2 separate regions of the Homo sapiens genome follow, and region 2 is linked to region 1. Evidence: chromatin loops called from intact Hi-C (ENCODE). Cell type or tissue: GM12878. All regions are shown on one strand.

What was found. Hi-C counts contacts between places; a loop is a spot of excess contacts. Peaks named below come from ENCODE experiments on the same cell type or tissue, not always from the same donor. Only the 100,000 strongest peaks of a DNase experiment are listed, where the experiment ranks them.
Region 2: a loop joins it to region 1, with 4 times the contacts of the local background. A loop is called at or near these places in 2 of 110 quality-filtered maps.

Annotation. Positions count from the first base shown.
Region 1 is chr12:13,658,160-13,666,159 of GRCh38, reverse strand. All of the region lies in intron 5 of GRIN2B (glutamate ionotropic receptor NMDA type subunit 2B), which reads left to right. Among named protein-coding and RNA genes, the nearest start is that of LINC01559, 290 kb to the right of the region's middle. In GM12878, a CTCF peak has its summit at 4,678 (motif pointing right); a DNase peak (open chromatin) is centred at 4,789.
Region 2 is chr12:13,584,440-13,592,439 of GRCh38, reverse strand. All of the region lies in intron 10 of GRIN2B (glutamate ionotropic receptor NMDA type subunit 2B), which reads left to right. The region is part of intron 1 of LOC105369668 (a long non-coding RNA gene); the gene reads right to left. Among named protein-coding and RNA genes, the nearest start is that of LINC01559, 210 kb to the right of the region's middle. In GM12878, no CTCF peak of the experiment used is centred here; DNase peaks (open chromatin) are centred at 189 and 3,719.

The sequences.
Region 1 (8,000 bases):
GGACCTCGAGGGGAAAGAAGCCCGTGCTCCACTGCCCTATTCTCCAGGTGCACACCACATTCCTGCTCACACCAAACTTCTGGTGGATGCCTTTCCATGTTTTTCTAGCTCAAGCGTTTGCTGTCAGATGTCTTCTGAGGTCATCATCTTTGACTCTTCCTGAAATAATATGTACTCGTTTTTCTTCATTCATCCCATAGGAAAGGAAGTTTGCTGGCAAAGGAACAGAATATTCCCTTTGAGGTAAAATTCATAGTGAATATTTAAGGCACCTCAGCATTCTCTTTATAGAAAAGTGAACACAAAATTCCATTTTCCCTATAGGATCTGGGAAAGACATATAAATGATCAGACAGTCTAGCCTGGAATTAAGGGACATTAGGAAGATTTGGCCATGAATACATCTGACTTTTATGTAACATGTTATTAGCAATGTTATTAATGGACAAATTTAGCATATATGATCCCATTTTGATTCCTATTAAAATGTTGAGAAATACTTGTACATGTAAGTAAATTGAGGATCAGAGGTCACATGATTTTCCCAAAGTCACATAGCTAAGGAGTGGCAGAGCTGGGTGTAGACATTTACATCTAGCTCCGTTTGTGTCCAGTGTGCTTTTTGCCTCAATACATGGAGTATAAGAGTACAACTAGACTAATGGGATCCAAATGTAGCAATGTCAATGGGGATAAATTCATAGACAAGAGGACAAGTCACACTATAGAAATGTGCAGACCCTGCTACTTGAGTTTTAAAACTACGTGTTAAGAAATGGTCCAGCATCTGGGGTGGAGCTGGAGGTGTGGAGGCTGGTTAGCCCAGACTGTGACTGGCTATTTCAGTGTAACATTTTTCTGTGATTAGCAAAAATAGAAGGAAGAAAGGAAGGAAAGGAGAGAGGGAAAGAAAGATAAAGGGGGGAGAAAGCTTTCTTGTATCTTTCTATACTTATAATTCCTGTTATCACACACACACACACACACACACAAACACACACACACACACACAAACACACACACACCCTCTCTTTTCAGTTAGGAACTCAGAACCTATCTCCTCAAACTGTGAGGAAAGAACATGTTTCTTTGAATTACAAAGGCCATAACTACCTACAGAAACAGCTGTCTAGGTCCTCATTGCATGGAAGGGATTTTCGAGGAAATAGTCATCTTCTGAATTAAAAGCTTTTCTAAAATCAACCATCATGGCAGTGGCACCGTATCCCTGCAGCCCCATTGATCAGACATCTGTTGGAGGTGCAGAGAAATGTCAAAACACTGAGGGGAATTTAAAATAGCTGACCTACAAAAACAGCTCTTAAACCTTAGTGGGACAGTAACATGAAAATTTAACTGCTTTATTTGAAACACAAGCAACCAAATATTTTATGAACTCAACTAGCTAAGGGAGAGGAGTTTTGAGATCTTACATAAAATGAGATAAATTAAACTCAATTAAGTTAAAAAAAAGTATAAGAAAGAAAAAGTAGGAATAAAATTCAACAATAAGAACACTGATCTTCAAATTCATCATTGCTGCATCAGTGTTTCCTCACATGTGGCTGTGAATTTCAACTGTAGTATTTGAGTTAATTCAGAAGGGATGAGTATTTTTTTGTTTAAATAATCATCTATTTTTATAGTTATCTTCTACTTTTGGGAAGTGGCACAACTTACATTTATAGTAATGATACGAATTTTTTGATACATATATTCTTAAAGATTATTTCAAAAATTAGTATAGGTGGTATACAGATGTGGCAAAATTGTTACAGTACTACTTGAATGAATGAAATTTGGGAAACATTTCCACAGGGCAAAGTGTTCTTCTCCCCCACCCCAGCCCCAAAATCATGGTGTTTGAGGTTGACCCACCTTCCCTTCCTTTTCCCTCCTCACCTCTCTGCATTCAGCCTCCATGCCCAATAATTGCAACTAACTATTCTCCAGCACCTCTTGTGCTTTTATGCCTTAAGCCCTGTCTTATGCTTTTCTCTTGACCTTGGATTCTTGAACTTGTCTTTTGACACACAGTTCAAAAACCAAGAGAAACCATATTTTGGTCACCTCTGCCCAGTGCAGTGATTTATCTAAATAAATTTAAATAAATATTATTCCCCCTTTCTGTGCCTTTGTTTCTTCATCTGTAAAATGGGGATTATAATAGCACCTACCTCAAACTGTAAAGTTTTAATTTTGTTAAAACTAAAATTATAATTCATGTAAAATTCTTAGCACAATATCTGACATGTAGCAAGTGCTACTCTCGTGTTCACTATCATTTTACTTGAACACATTTTAAACCAATGATAATACAAATGAAATTAGATTCTAGAAAACAGGAAAATGGAAAAATTGACCATACTTAACTACACAAAGACACACACAAACTAGTTGGGTTTTGGCCTTAGTCACTAACAGGAAGAAACTAGAAAACAGTATATAGATTTTTGATGTGCCTAGTTATAAATTTGAAATGAGCAAGCTTTTTTCCTTCATTCTAAAATGACTTTTTGCACAGGGATTTTTAAAAGGTGAGTCTTAATTAATAATAAAATACTGACAAAGTCTACAGCATAGCACAGCAGCCCATGCTGGGCCTATCACTCAGAAATCAGGCAATTAGAAACCCCTCAGTTTTGATATAGCACATTGTGGGTTCTCAGTAACCATTAAATTACAACCAAAACACATTAAGCAATAATCACAGTTTATGAAACCTTATAGTGTGTCCTTGTGCTATTTGATCTACTTGGGTGTTGTTTCACTGTAATAAACCACCATGTTGTGGTTGATCTTAAAGAATTGCCAATTTTCCCTTTATGTCTTCCTTATTCTGCAGCAGATAGATTAGCTCATAACCATTAAAAAAAATTCCTTCTGCAAGGGAAAGTGGTTTAATGTCAAAAGACATGCCCATAGTCATGGTTAGTCATAGTTGAACATAAAGGGGATGGCGGTGAAATGGTAGGTGAGGGGAGTGGTGAATGGTCTTAACAACAGACAACTGAATAGCGTTTCACAGTTTACATCAGAGGTTCTCAAAGTGTGGCCCCTGGACCAACAGCATTAGCATCACCGGGGAACCTACTAGAAGTACAGATTCTCAGCTTCTACACCAGAAGCTCTAGGGATGAGGCCCAGTAATCTGAGTTTTGACCTATAAAACATAAGGGCCGCTGATCACAGACATTTCCTTTTCACAAGGAGAAGTATCTGCTTAATAGATATTTAAGGCTGCCACTCTGTCATTGTTCTCTGTTCTCATTTTATTTTCCAGCCATTAATTTTATAATAAAACTGAATCTTTATCCTTTCATAAAGTGGAGGACAGAGCCAGTAGCCCAGTAAGAAAAAGTTAAAGCCTGCCCTACTCACTCCAGAAGATTCTTAATTACCTGATATCTTCATGTAGTTGCTCAAGACATTCCCTGACACGAGGCCGATTGGGTTTATGCATTTGGCGAATATTTTCCCGAGCCCCTACTAAGGGCTGGGCACTATTCTAGGTGCTGGGGAAACAGTATTGAACAAGACCAACAAGTTCCCTTCCTCAAGGAGCCTGTGTCTTGGTGAGTGGGGCCAGACAACAAACATATAAACAAATCAATACATATGATCATTTCAGATAGTGCCATATACGCTTAAGGTGGTAAGACAGGGTGCAGTGGCTGTCAGACTCTTAAGGCCAGTCTCAAAGGGGCTTTTGATAGATTTATCATTTTAAATAAGTTGCTAGTTAAATTTCTTCAGAGTATGTTCAGCAGCTGTCATAAGAAATTTCACTAGCAACTTATGTAAGAACTTTCCAAATTATGTCCACAAGTCCTCTGCCTAAATTGTATACAGATTCTGTGTTGAGGCTACAGGCCCACTTTGAGGCCACAGGAGAAATATGAGTAGTATTTTATCTCCCATTTTTTTCTCGCTGCTAGATTTTAGAGAATGGGTATGGATTTATATAATCTGTCACATCAGGCTATGAACATTACAATATTTATGCTTGATTTTTCCAAAAAATCAAGAAGCATTAACCTTCATTGTTTAATAAGAACTGCATTTAGTGAGTTACCTACTCTAGCCTACTGTTCTAAGTGAGCATGGCATCTTTTGGCTTTCTTTCACAGCTGTTACGGAAATTACTTCACTTCCTTGTCTCCAGTTGACCCTGTACCATCGAATGTGACACAACATGGGACCTGGTGAGGGTGTATAGGAAAGGTCATAAACTGGCAGTCAACAGACTACTTTTGGGCCATCGACATGTTCTATACGGCCTAAAAGGTATATTTAAAGATTAAATTGGTTTCTAAAATTTAAAAATTCAGATTCCCATAGAACTCCAGATTCTGGATTTCCTGAAAAATCAGAAGATGGGCAACACTGCGTTCACATTCTGCGGGGCCGCCTTTGGTTGGAATACATGCTGTCCAGTTCATCTCAGCCCCCTGCAAGTGTCCCACCTCTTTCATTAATTATCTACCTAGCCCCTGCAGACACTGGAGTTTGCAACTCCTAGAACACGGATGAGTTCGAAAAAGAGTCATTCCCTGCTTAAAATCTAAAATGGATACCTTAGAAATGGGTAGATTTAGGATTAAGGGATTGGGCATTTATGGAGCTGACACAGCCTTTTGATTGCTCCTGCAGTTTACCTTGGAGTCTCTAGGGGGCAGCTGCGAATTCTGAGCACTGCCTTGGAAATGCAAGCACACGGAGCAATTACAGTTCTGTGTTGCACGGAATCTCCAGATGTACCCTGGAAGTGTAGAAGGCAAAAGGCACTACTTGTCTGAAGGGGGTTTTCTGTTTGTCAGACAATGAAATACAGAAATATCGACTTTTAATGCATTTAAAGGTTTTAGGCACATGAGGAGTGTGCATTTGTCTTTTTTCTTGGCAGAGTAACAAATAATCCTAACTGAAGGAACACCCGGAATGGCTTCACAGGCATGAGCTTTACAGAGAATTGGAGTGATCCAAGGGCATTTACCTAGCAAAGAAAGGAAGGCTTCAACAGAGAAAAAGCTCAGCTAGAGGACTAGGAGAATGAAGGAAAGGGGCTGGGTAAATGAAACATGTGAATATAGGAAAAACTGAAATTAGAAATGAAGGCAGGGCCAGAATGTTGCATCTTAAATGTAAGAATGGAAAACTGACAGCAATTAAAAACAGAGTGATATAGTCTAAAAGTGTAGAGAGAAAGCTTGATGATTTTAAGTCATGCTATACTGATTAAACTGTGGAGAGAGAGGAGGAAAAGCAGAGTCAAGAAAAGATGAGGTTGAAGTTGTCAAAGCAGAAGAGCCGTACTCAAGAGGCTTTGAACAGTCTGGCTAGAAGCGAAGGGAAGTTAATAATGACAATAATTACACGTGTATCTTTATATTGTGCAAGTGCTAAATAAGGATGCAAAGGAAGTGCTTAGTCTCTTTTTGGCGATTTTAGATCCCTTCATCCCACCCCAGAAGTTAGAAACACTTCATCTCAGAATGGAATTTCCTAATATTCATAGAACAACATTGACCATATAGCATTTTTCTACTCCACAAAGCTCTAGTGAACCTCTTCTTCTCTGATCCCCAGTGGTGTTTCTGCTTTTCATGTGAAAGCAGATTCTCAAAGTCCACGAGAAGGAGGCATTGCTTTTGCTGCCTGTATCCAGAGTTAGCACTTTTATCAATCAGTTAGCTTCAGTTCAATTCAACAAACCTAAACTGAAGGGCTCTTCTATGAAGGACTCTGTGCTGGGTGCTAAGAGGAAAATATAAAGGTAAATAGACACCCTGTTCTCAAGAAATGTACCCTTTTAACAGAGGGGTTAAGAAAATCACACAGGTATGATGCAGGGAAGAATATGATGTGGTAGGCAGCCGCTAAGATGACCCCCAAAGATTGTACTTCGTGTTATTCATGCCTGTGTGTGGTCCTCTCCCCCAGTTATGGGCTAAATTTAGCAACTTGATTATTTGGAAGAGAATAGTGAAGTGATGAGATGTCAGTTTTGAGATGTGCACATGAAAGGACTAGCTTCTGTATTGGGGCCCTCTCTCTTGCATCCCTTGCTCTAAGGGAAGCCAGCCACCTCGCTGTGAGCAACCCTGCCCAAGTGACAAGGAACTGATGTCCCTGAGTAGCAACAGATGAGGACTGGGGCCTGCCCGCTGCCATACAGCCCTGTATACAGCCCTGAGCCACAGGACCCAGCTAAAGCGTGTCTGGAAGCTGACCGACAGAAACTGTGGGATAATCAATATTTGTGCTTTATACCACTAAGTTTTATAACTTTTTACACAGCAATAGATAACTAATAAATGATAAGACAAAGGGGCTTATAAAAAGAAATTACATATCTGGTTAAGGGAATCAGGAAGGGTTTTGAGAAGAACATGATTTTATTGATAGGCTTTAAATGATAGGGAAGGTTTTAGAGGTGAGTAATATTGGAAGTGAGGATGATATTTCAGGCAGAGGGAGTAACAGGTGAAGTACAATATTTGTTTATTGAATAAGAGTTTTTTTTTAAAAAAATTGTCTAGGTGATAGGTACAAATAAGGGGGTAGAGAGACATCTTTAAGTAAAGATTGAGCTTAAAGAGCATTAGAAGCAAAGATAGTTTGAATTAACTCAAGAAGCAATCGGAAGCCATGAAATGTTTGTGAGTGGGAGAGTGATGTGATTATGACTTCTCTTCAAAAAATTCATCCAGCAGCTGTGATGGGGTGTAGGAACTTAGGTGCCTGCAGGAATGCCGCAGTCATCTTGGGCCTGAATGAATGTGGACAATCATGGAGCAGAGGTGGCTGCGAGAGTGATGGCAGAGGTGGAATAAATCTGTAACCTACTGGGAAAGATGAGACAATGACCACTGAAGAATTGAACTTCAGGAAATGGGACATTTATGGGACACTGGGACATCAAAACAAGGAACAAAATTAGTGACGGGGAAGCAGTTTCATGGGTTCAATTTTAGGATTTCTAATTCTGAGTTACTGTTGAGTCAGGAGGGAAGTAGAAATGTCAATTTGTGGTTCTGGTGTGAAGATACCACTAAGAATGCAGACTGAGGGATGTTCTCCACGGAGGGGATAATTGAAGGCTAGTGAGAAGATGAGTTTCTAACGAGAACAGAAGGAGAGGGAAGAGGACCAAGGACATGGGCTACAGGACATGCCTCTGGGTGGGTACAGGGTAAGAGGAGAGAGTGGAATCAGCAAAGGAAAGGGAGAAGTAGTCACCACCCAAGAGGTTGGTAGAGCCAGGACAGCCTGACAGCAAGGTGAAGGCAGGGGACTTTAAGGAGGAGAGGAGGGGATGAAGCCTGACTTCTCGGTGGTTCTCATTCATGCATCATTGGGAAGAAATGCTTCACAAGACCCCACCCCATCAAAAACAGACCATGCCAGGCAATCACAGAACAATGTAGCTCTGTTCTTTTACTCATTGTTTAAAACTCAGGCATTAGGGTTTTTCTTGACAATTTAAGGAATAGATGGACACAAATATTTTTACCCAAATATAAATTCTTATTGTTCTTCAGTGATGGATCTGTGCTCTTCAAAATCTATGTTTTTATTCTCCAGCTGAATTATTGGCCGCTTAAAAGACTCTTCTTAAGTGTAAGATCCTAAAGAAGGAAAATACCTTAAACCGTGGTCTTAAATGTATTCCATCTAATTATGAGGATCTCTTTTTCAGAATCTGAGGAATCCTGTTTCGTTTTCATTTCTCTTTTATGTAACGATATTTTGTTATTTGTGTCTGATGTCAAAAGTATAGCAGTCGTTCATTAAGGAAAAGTTAATTAGAGAAGAGCATGAAGAAAATAAAATCCACCCCAAATTCAACCACCCAGAGATAATTTGTTTATATTTTGATTTATATCATTTTAGTCCTTTTATCTTTATATTATAAATGTGTGGGTTGGCTTTTTAGCTTTTTTTTTTTTTAGATGGAGTTTTGCTCTTGTTGCCCAGGCTGGAGTGCAATGGCACAA
Region 2 (8,000 bases), 74 kb after region 1:
GAGAAGCCTGTCTGCCAAGATGCAGGGGATGGAGGGGAGTTTTATAGGGTCATGCTGGAAAGGCTACTGCAGATAGGTTCATGCTGCTGGGGCTGTTTGGAAGGAGGTATTTGGGAACAGGATGTTTGTGGTTAGCCATTTCTTACAACAATAGCTTGTTAGCCACTTCTTAGAACAATGGCTCTCTTCTACCCTCATTCCTGTTCCTGCCAGCGAGGGCCTCTTTCTTGTTTCTATCAACTTATCAAGACTCCACACCCCAGACACCCACCCCTGTCCTCCTACAATGGCCCAAACACACCCGTCACCCTCCACTAGAATCATTGAGCAAGTGCTCATTTCCTTCACTGAATCATAAGCTCCTTGAGGCAAGAGACATGCTTTCAATAATTATGTCTTTCCAGCTCCTGAGACAGTACCTGGTACATTGTAGAAGTTTATTAAATGAGTAAATGTTCCAAGAACATAAGCTAATAATATTAACACAAAAGTTCTGCTCTCTTTTGGATTAAATTGGCTTTAATGAGCCAACCACTTATAGTATTGTTTCTTGGGGGCAGCATATTTCTGTTTGTGAGCAGCTGATTTATAAATGAACTATTGAGGACAATGTGTTCATAGGTTGGAGTCTGCCTATTGAAAATTGCAGTCCAAAGCCAAAAATATATTAACCTTTGTATTATGTGTTCTTTTGCAATATTAGCAACCATGGCCCTCATTCATGGTAATCACATGAAACCACATCAATAGTTACAGTCTCAGAGAGCATACCTGTCATTAGTGACTGCTGGGTGGCATTCTCCAGGCTAGATGCTTTACATTCTTTGACTCATTTGCCATCTCCCACTTTTAGGTAGATGCTACCTCTACTGTGCAGTAGAGAAAACTAAGACAAGAAGCTATGTGATCTGGCTAGGTTCCTAAACCCTTCTCATGCCTCAGTTTCCTAATGTGTAGAATGGGGATTAAAATGTTACCTACTTTATAGCTGCTGTGCTGATGAAAGAGTTACTCTTTGTAAAGCTTAGAAGAGTGCCTCAAGCATGCTAAATCCTCAATAAATATTAGTGGTCACGTCCTACATCCACCCAGGGTTCGCTCCTAAACCCAGCTCACAAAGCCCACGCTGTTTCTAGCAGATGATTAACATGTGCCCTGAAAGCCACAAACTGCTACAAATACACCCAAGAGCCCACCACTCAGCCCTCCTTCCACCCTGCTTGCCCCAGGCACTCACTTGTTTCAGTGAGATTTTGAGGTGGGAGTAGGAGGGCTGGTGGAGGGAAGGTCAAACGTCAGGGCTAAAAAAGATGTGGAAGGGGCAGCAGGCGAGTTGCAGTGCTTAGACCCCTTGAAACTAGCTCTGGCTCCGAGGATGCCTGGATGAAGAGCATCTTCATGGCCCTCTCAGACAAGAGGTGCCTAGTACCTCTTTGCAGCCAACCTTGTGGGTCTTTTGAAAGCATGCTCCCAGCATCCTCCTAGGCACATAGTAAGGGCTCAGTGAGCATTTCTGAATCTGTGTCTTTTGCCCATCTCTGTGGTAGAAAACAATGACTTCAAGAGTGAGCTTCAACTATGATTCCACCTGACTACTGGGCTCTACCCCAAGGAAATGGTTTCTCACAGGAGTGGGCAAATTATAAAACTGGTCTTTCCCCAGCAATTCCATTGCCGGGTATATGCCCAAAGGATTATAAATCATTCTACTATAAAGACACATGCACACATATGTTTATTGCAGCACTATTTACAATAGCAAAGACTTGGAACCAACCTAAATGCCCATCAATGATAGACTGGATAAAGAAAATGTGGCACTTACACACCATGGAATACTATGCAGCCATAAAAAAAATGAGTTCATGTCCTTTGCAGGGACATGGATAAAGCTGGAAGCCATCATTCTCAACAAACTAGTGAGAAACTAACACAGGAACAGAAAACCAAACACCACGTGTTCTCATTCATAAGTAGGAATTAAGCAATGAGAACACATGGACACAGGGAGGGGAACATCACACACCAGCACCTGTCGGGAGTGGGGGGCTAGGGGAGGGAGAGCATTAGGAAAAATACCTAATGCATGCGGGGCTTAAAACCTAGATGGGGAATTGATAGGTGGAGCAAACCACCGTGGTACGTGTATACCTATGTAACAAACCTGCACGTTCTACACATGTATCCCAGAACTTAAAATAAAATAAATAAATAAAAATTTAAAAACTAGGTCTTTCTTAAGGCCTTCCCTGCTTGCATGGCATATATTGCCAAAGAATTTTCTGTTCCTTCAGACACTCAGAAAAAGTAAACCTAATTTATTCTACTTCAAGCTCTCTCAGAGACTTAGAGAAGAGCCTTAGTTTCATTGCAAATTATTGATGCAGCCAGATAATTTATAACATTTCTAAGTTTTTAATTAATACCCATTTTGACTACTGTGTTTAGCAATAAAGTTGTTTTTATTGCCATAGTTGATAGTCTATCATAATCTGTCCACTATTAAAGGAAATACTCTCTCTGAAGGCCCCTTGCCATTTGGAAAATTCATAGTAATTTCAAGTTAGATGTGAGTTTGGGAGAGGCCGAGTCCCAGTGGTTTTAGTTCCTGAAGCTCCTCTTCTCCATTCCCAGCCCAGAGAGCTTGTCTTCCAACCTCTATACCACATAGGGTTTTTCCTGGCAAATTCATTCTTAAAGCATACTAGCTATTAATGTGACTTATCCTGTGTATCTGTTAGTTGCAAGTAGAATGTAATGATGTTCTCTAAATGAGGGATACAAGTCAGTTTCATTGCTTTTCAGTCTCACCGCCTACTTTTCATTTATTCATTCATCAGATAGATTCTAAATACTACATAGCACTTACTGGAATAGAGTACAGGAAAATCAGAACAGCTCTGCATAAACATAATCTCTGATCTTTTTGTTGGTACTAAGGTTAGTGTCCAACCACCTAGTCTATCTCAGGAGTCCTTAGCATCTGCCAGACTGCCTATAGCTAAGGCCTAGAGGCCCTCAGAATAGAAAAGATCAGTAGCTCTGTTTTGTTATCTCAAAGTCTCTAGAAACTGCCACCCTCAATCACCTTGTAAGCCCCTTGTTCAACTTGGATTCTACCTGTTACCAAAATCCTGCTCCTGTCCTCATTTCTTTGAATTAACTAAAGCCTCTGTTGTATCATCTACCTGGCTTTTAAAAGTTACTATATCCTCTGCATTTAAAATAATACCTAGTATATAACAACAATTAGCTTAATCGTTATTGAATAGTTACTAGTTAATCTTTGAATAGAGCTAACAGATTTAGCAAATAAGAATACAGGACACCGAGTTAAATGTGAATTTCAGGTAAATTGTGAATATGATTTTAGTATAAGTATGTCCCAAAATGTCATGGAAACCCTACCTTGTGAGACGTTGGAGATATGCTGAAACAGCCCTACTCTCAGAGTCTAGTGAGGGAGGCAGACACTTCGTTCTTAAAAAATAGGATGGTAAATACAACAGAGGAATTTCCTCTTTTGCTCCTTTCAAGGCTAAATATAGTCTTAATCTTTTACAAGAAGACTTGCTCCCCTCACTTTTAATCATTTCTGAACCTTCTGCTGTGAGTTATGGAAGAGAACACACGGTGGTCAGAAGCCCTCCTACTGGTGTATAACGCAGCCTGACCACATCCATTCCACATATTGCTCTTTAGCGTCCAGTGACAGGCTCTTTATTTTAAAAAAGCAGCACTGCATTATGTATGCATGCAGTATGTGGTCAGGTAGAACTGCATGATTTTTCTTGAGCATGCATTTGACAAAGCCTGTTCCTGTCCCTTCTAGTTCTAGTGCAGTGTGGTTTTACATCCTGTAAGAATTATTTTGTATGCTTCCTAATTTAACTTCATCCTTTTAATATCTTCTTTTGTCAGGCCAGACTTACTGTTTTGATGTTTAATTCTATTTCTCAAGTAGCCATCCATCCAATCCAATTTGATGCCTACAGCAGGTTTAAAGAGCAGGTTTTTTCATCCTGTCACTTAAGTTATTAAAGAAAACAAGACCCTTCCCTGTGTGTTTAATAAGTTGCCCCACACTCCCAACAACTGGTCATGTCTATCCTTTCACTAAGTATCTCACCTGCCTAGTGATGGAGCCTCTTATTTGAAAGAGAAACGTTTTATTTTACAGCATTCTTTGCTGTAGGTTAGAAACATTTTCCATTTGTTAATTAGCTCCTGCCTTGGAATTTCAAGAATTTTGAAGTAGGCTACCTTCTCTGTAATCCATTGACAAAGAGAACATGAGATGCACATTTCAGACCATGAAAAGGATTCAGTGGCCTGGTCTCATGATAGAATTATCATGGAGTTCAATAAGACCATTTGTGAGTAACTTCCCACTAGGTAGGTGAGGAAGTATCCCAATTAGTGAGTCTGTTTCCCTCTAATTTGCATGTTTAAACTATATTAAGGCTGGTGCAAAAGTAATCGCGGTTTTTGCCATTCGGTTTTGTCATTAAAAAATAATTACTTTTAATGGCAAAAACCACAATTACTTTTGCACCAACCAAACAGGTGTGAAATTGACTCATCGAGAATATTTCCCCAAATATCTGTTACAAATCAAAGGCAAGCTATTATACCAGTAATACTATTTCTTCAGCCCATTTGCTTACTCTAGAAAAAGTGTCTGCTCCAAGCCTGGGATGAAACAGGACTTCTGATTTTAAGTGGAAAAAATAAATGTTAATATGTTTTTCCGACATAAACTCGAAGTTGTTCTTCTGAAAATTCAGCTGGGTGTGGTGGCTCATGCCTATAATCCCAGCACTTTGGGAGGTTGAGGTGAGAAGATCACTTGAGCCCAGGAGTTTGAGACCAGGCTGGGCAACAAGACAAATATCTGTCTTTACAAAAAAATTAAAAATTAGCTGGGCATGGTGGAAAGCACCTGTAGTCCCAGCTACTTGGGAGGCTGAGGTGGGAAGATCGCTTGAGCCCAGGTTAAGGCTTCAGTGAGCTGTGATTGTGCCACTGCACTCCAGCCTGGGCAACAGAGCAAGACCCTATCTCAAAAACAAAAACAATACAAAAAAAAAAAAAAGAAATAAAAAGAAAAGAAAAGAAAATGTACATCAGGCTAGTGGGGCTAGACTCAGAGAGGAAGATGCTTACGAGTGGTATATTGTTAAAGACAAGGGTTTCCAGGGAATGACCAGTCTAAGTTCAGGCCACCAGATGAGTATCTGATCTAAAATTTGGAAGAGGATCTAAAGAAAGTTTACTCTTCTCTGTCCTTCCATCTTTTTATATGTTAATAGAATTTATATGTTGTATGGTGTGATATATTAATATTTAACATATTTATAATATTTAATTGTCTCTTCATACTAGACTGTAAACTCAATGAAGGCAAGAATTTGTCTGTTTTGTTCACTAATGGATCTGCAGTAATTAAAATAGGGTCTCGTACATATAGGTGCTCACATATTAATAGATGAATTAATTAACCAACTAGTCAATGAATGAATGAATAAGAAGACAGTTATGTAATTCATATAGTGTCCACAGCATAAGGCAGTACTTTTCACTCTTTATTAGCCATGTGAATTTGAGAACAGTGAAAGATAGTTTCATGACCAATGGTTGAGGGGGAAGGAAGAGAGGGTAATGTAGATAAGAAATATTTGACATTTAGAATCCCAGATAGAATTTTCTCACCTTGTGGTTTCTATGCCTGTCACACCATCTAAATCGGGCAGGTATTTCAGAAGAGAACTGAGTAAGTGAGGTCTCCAACTGTGCTGCTATGTGGCTTGTCGGATCTTAAATTATAAAGTTCTTTCAGGACCTATTTGGCAATGACTTCTTCAAAGCCCCTGATTATTCCTCGGCTCCTGTGTGAGACAGGCACAGGAGTCCCCTCCTTGTATGCATGTGTTAAGCCTGCCCTGTTCTTTGAATGGTGAGGCATCGGCTTCCCAGTCAGCCAAGTGTTTGCTGAGAACTTTCTATTTTCATAGGAAAATATCGCTTCTGTAACAAAAAGTAACCAACCCTAAAATAACTATGTCCCCTTGCCACTTTTAGAGGGGAAAAGATATAATGATAACAAAGAAAGCTTATATAAAGAAATTATTAAAAGTAATGACAGTTTCTAGGATATTCCTGGAATAAGTACATAGTAAACATAATGTCCTAAACCATGTATGGTCTTTTGTGTCTTAATTTCTGTATATCATTTACCTCCCTGTATCATGACACATAGCAGATGCTCACTGAATATGTTTGAATGACTATAGTTTAGAATGATTTTCATCAAAAGGGTTGAAAGTAAGTTTTTTGGCTTAACCCTTAGTCAACTGGAAAAATTGAACTTCATTTTTCTACCAACATGGTTATTGATATTTCACTTTTGTAGCAGTCACCTTATAATAATTATGTTTGCATTATAATTGGAGGTCCATTAAGGACAACTGAAGTACACTGGCATCCCATTAGTCCTAAAAGCCTGAGACATGGAAATGTCTGCCGTATCTTGCTGTCGACTGTTCAGGGCAGCTCCTGGTGCAGAGTAGGTACTCAATACATGTGTGGAGACTAAATTAAAAACAAAAGAGATGGAGACAGAAGCAGACAATGGCTGTTTGGTCTTCGATAGGTAATGAATTTCCCAGGCCTCTGTTTCCTCCTCTGTACAGGCAGAAAGTTGCTCAACTGGCATTTCTCAAACTGTTTCATAGCCTATGAGTGTTCTGGGAAACATAATGGCTATTCTTGAGAAAAAGAAATCCATGGGAAAATAAGTTTGGGGAAATGCTGTGTCAGGGTTACATAAGTTTCTTTACCAAAGGATTGTTCGAGTCCTCTCCTGTGATGGTCCGTTGTGAACCCCGAGGGGCATGCAGTGTGCGTGGTGGGATCGCCAGGCTGCATCCCAATACTAACATTCCATAAACCGGAGTGTCCCTCGCATAGGGCTGACTTTATTGACCAAAGGAAGAAGCTCTGCTGGGCTGTAAGTGGGTCACAATGTGACAGTAAGTACACATGCTGGCATTTCCGTGCCTCAATTTGGAACTGACAGATCTGATTGATTGCCAGGAGGGCAGAGACACACCTGTCCCCCTGCCTTGCCTGTCACTGGATCCTCACTCACCCTGGCCTCCGCCTGGCGGAGGTCTTTGACATTTCCGCCCCACCCCAGCTTCATGACTCTGAAGATGCTGATACCGTATTAGAACCTCAGGTGATTGTGCTAATAACTGGAGAACCCTAAATTCATTGGGAATCTTGCATGTGGAAATCTTGGTAGTCTTCTTTATCTTCTTTATCTCCTCCAAAATTTTATGAGCTGCTGAAGCTCCTGGTACAACTTCAGAATCCCAGTTTCCATGGTGAATCCATCTGTCTTCTTTACTTGAAAGCTTCTTTAAAGGCCATTTCTCTTTGCTAGCACCCACAGCTTTTATAAAATATCTGGAACAATCCCTTGTACCCTCCCAAGTTGGTCTGTGAGGTAGAGTGCAGTGGACAGTAATAACACCTCTTTGTAACAATCTTGTGTAAGAATAGGTTGAAGGAGCTCAACGAAGGCCACCTGTCACACACAGGATGACTTAAGGATAAAACTCAAATGCCTCTGTCCTTATGCCTCTGTTTCACTTCATCTCCATGTTATCATAATCATCTCTAACTCTGTCACATTTTTGGTGCCAAAGAAATATTCATATGCATTGTCAAGTCCTAAGTCTGACAGGCTCTTGCGGGATTTCAGATCTGATATATTTTGTGAAGGAAAAATGGAGAAAGTGCCAGGAAAGATGTCCTTGACTGGCATTAGGACACATTAACTCCTTATTCACCAGAGATGCTAGGCTTGCCCTAGATCTGAGGAATGTTAATGCTCAACTGTGTGTTGCATGATAATGTATCAACAGCTAAATAGTGCACTTTGAATGGAGTTTTTCATATAATAAATATATCCACATGTGCGATTCAATTCATTC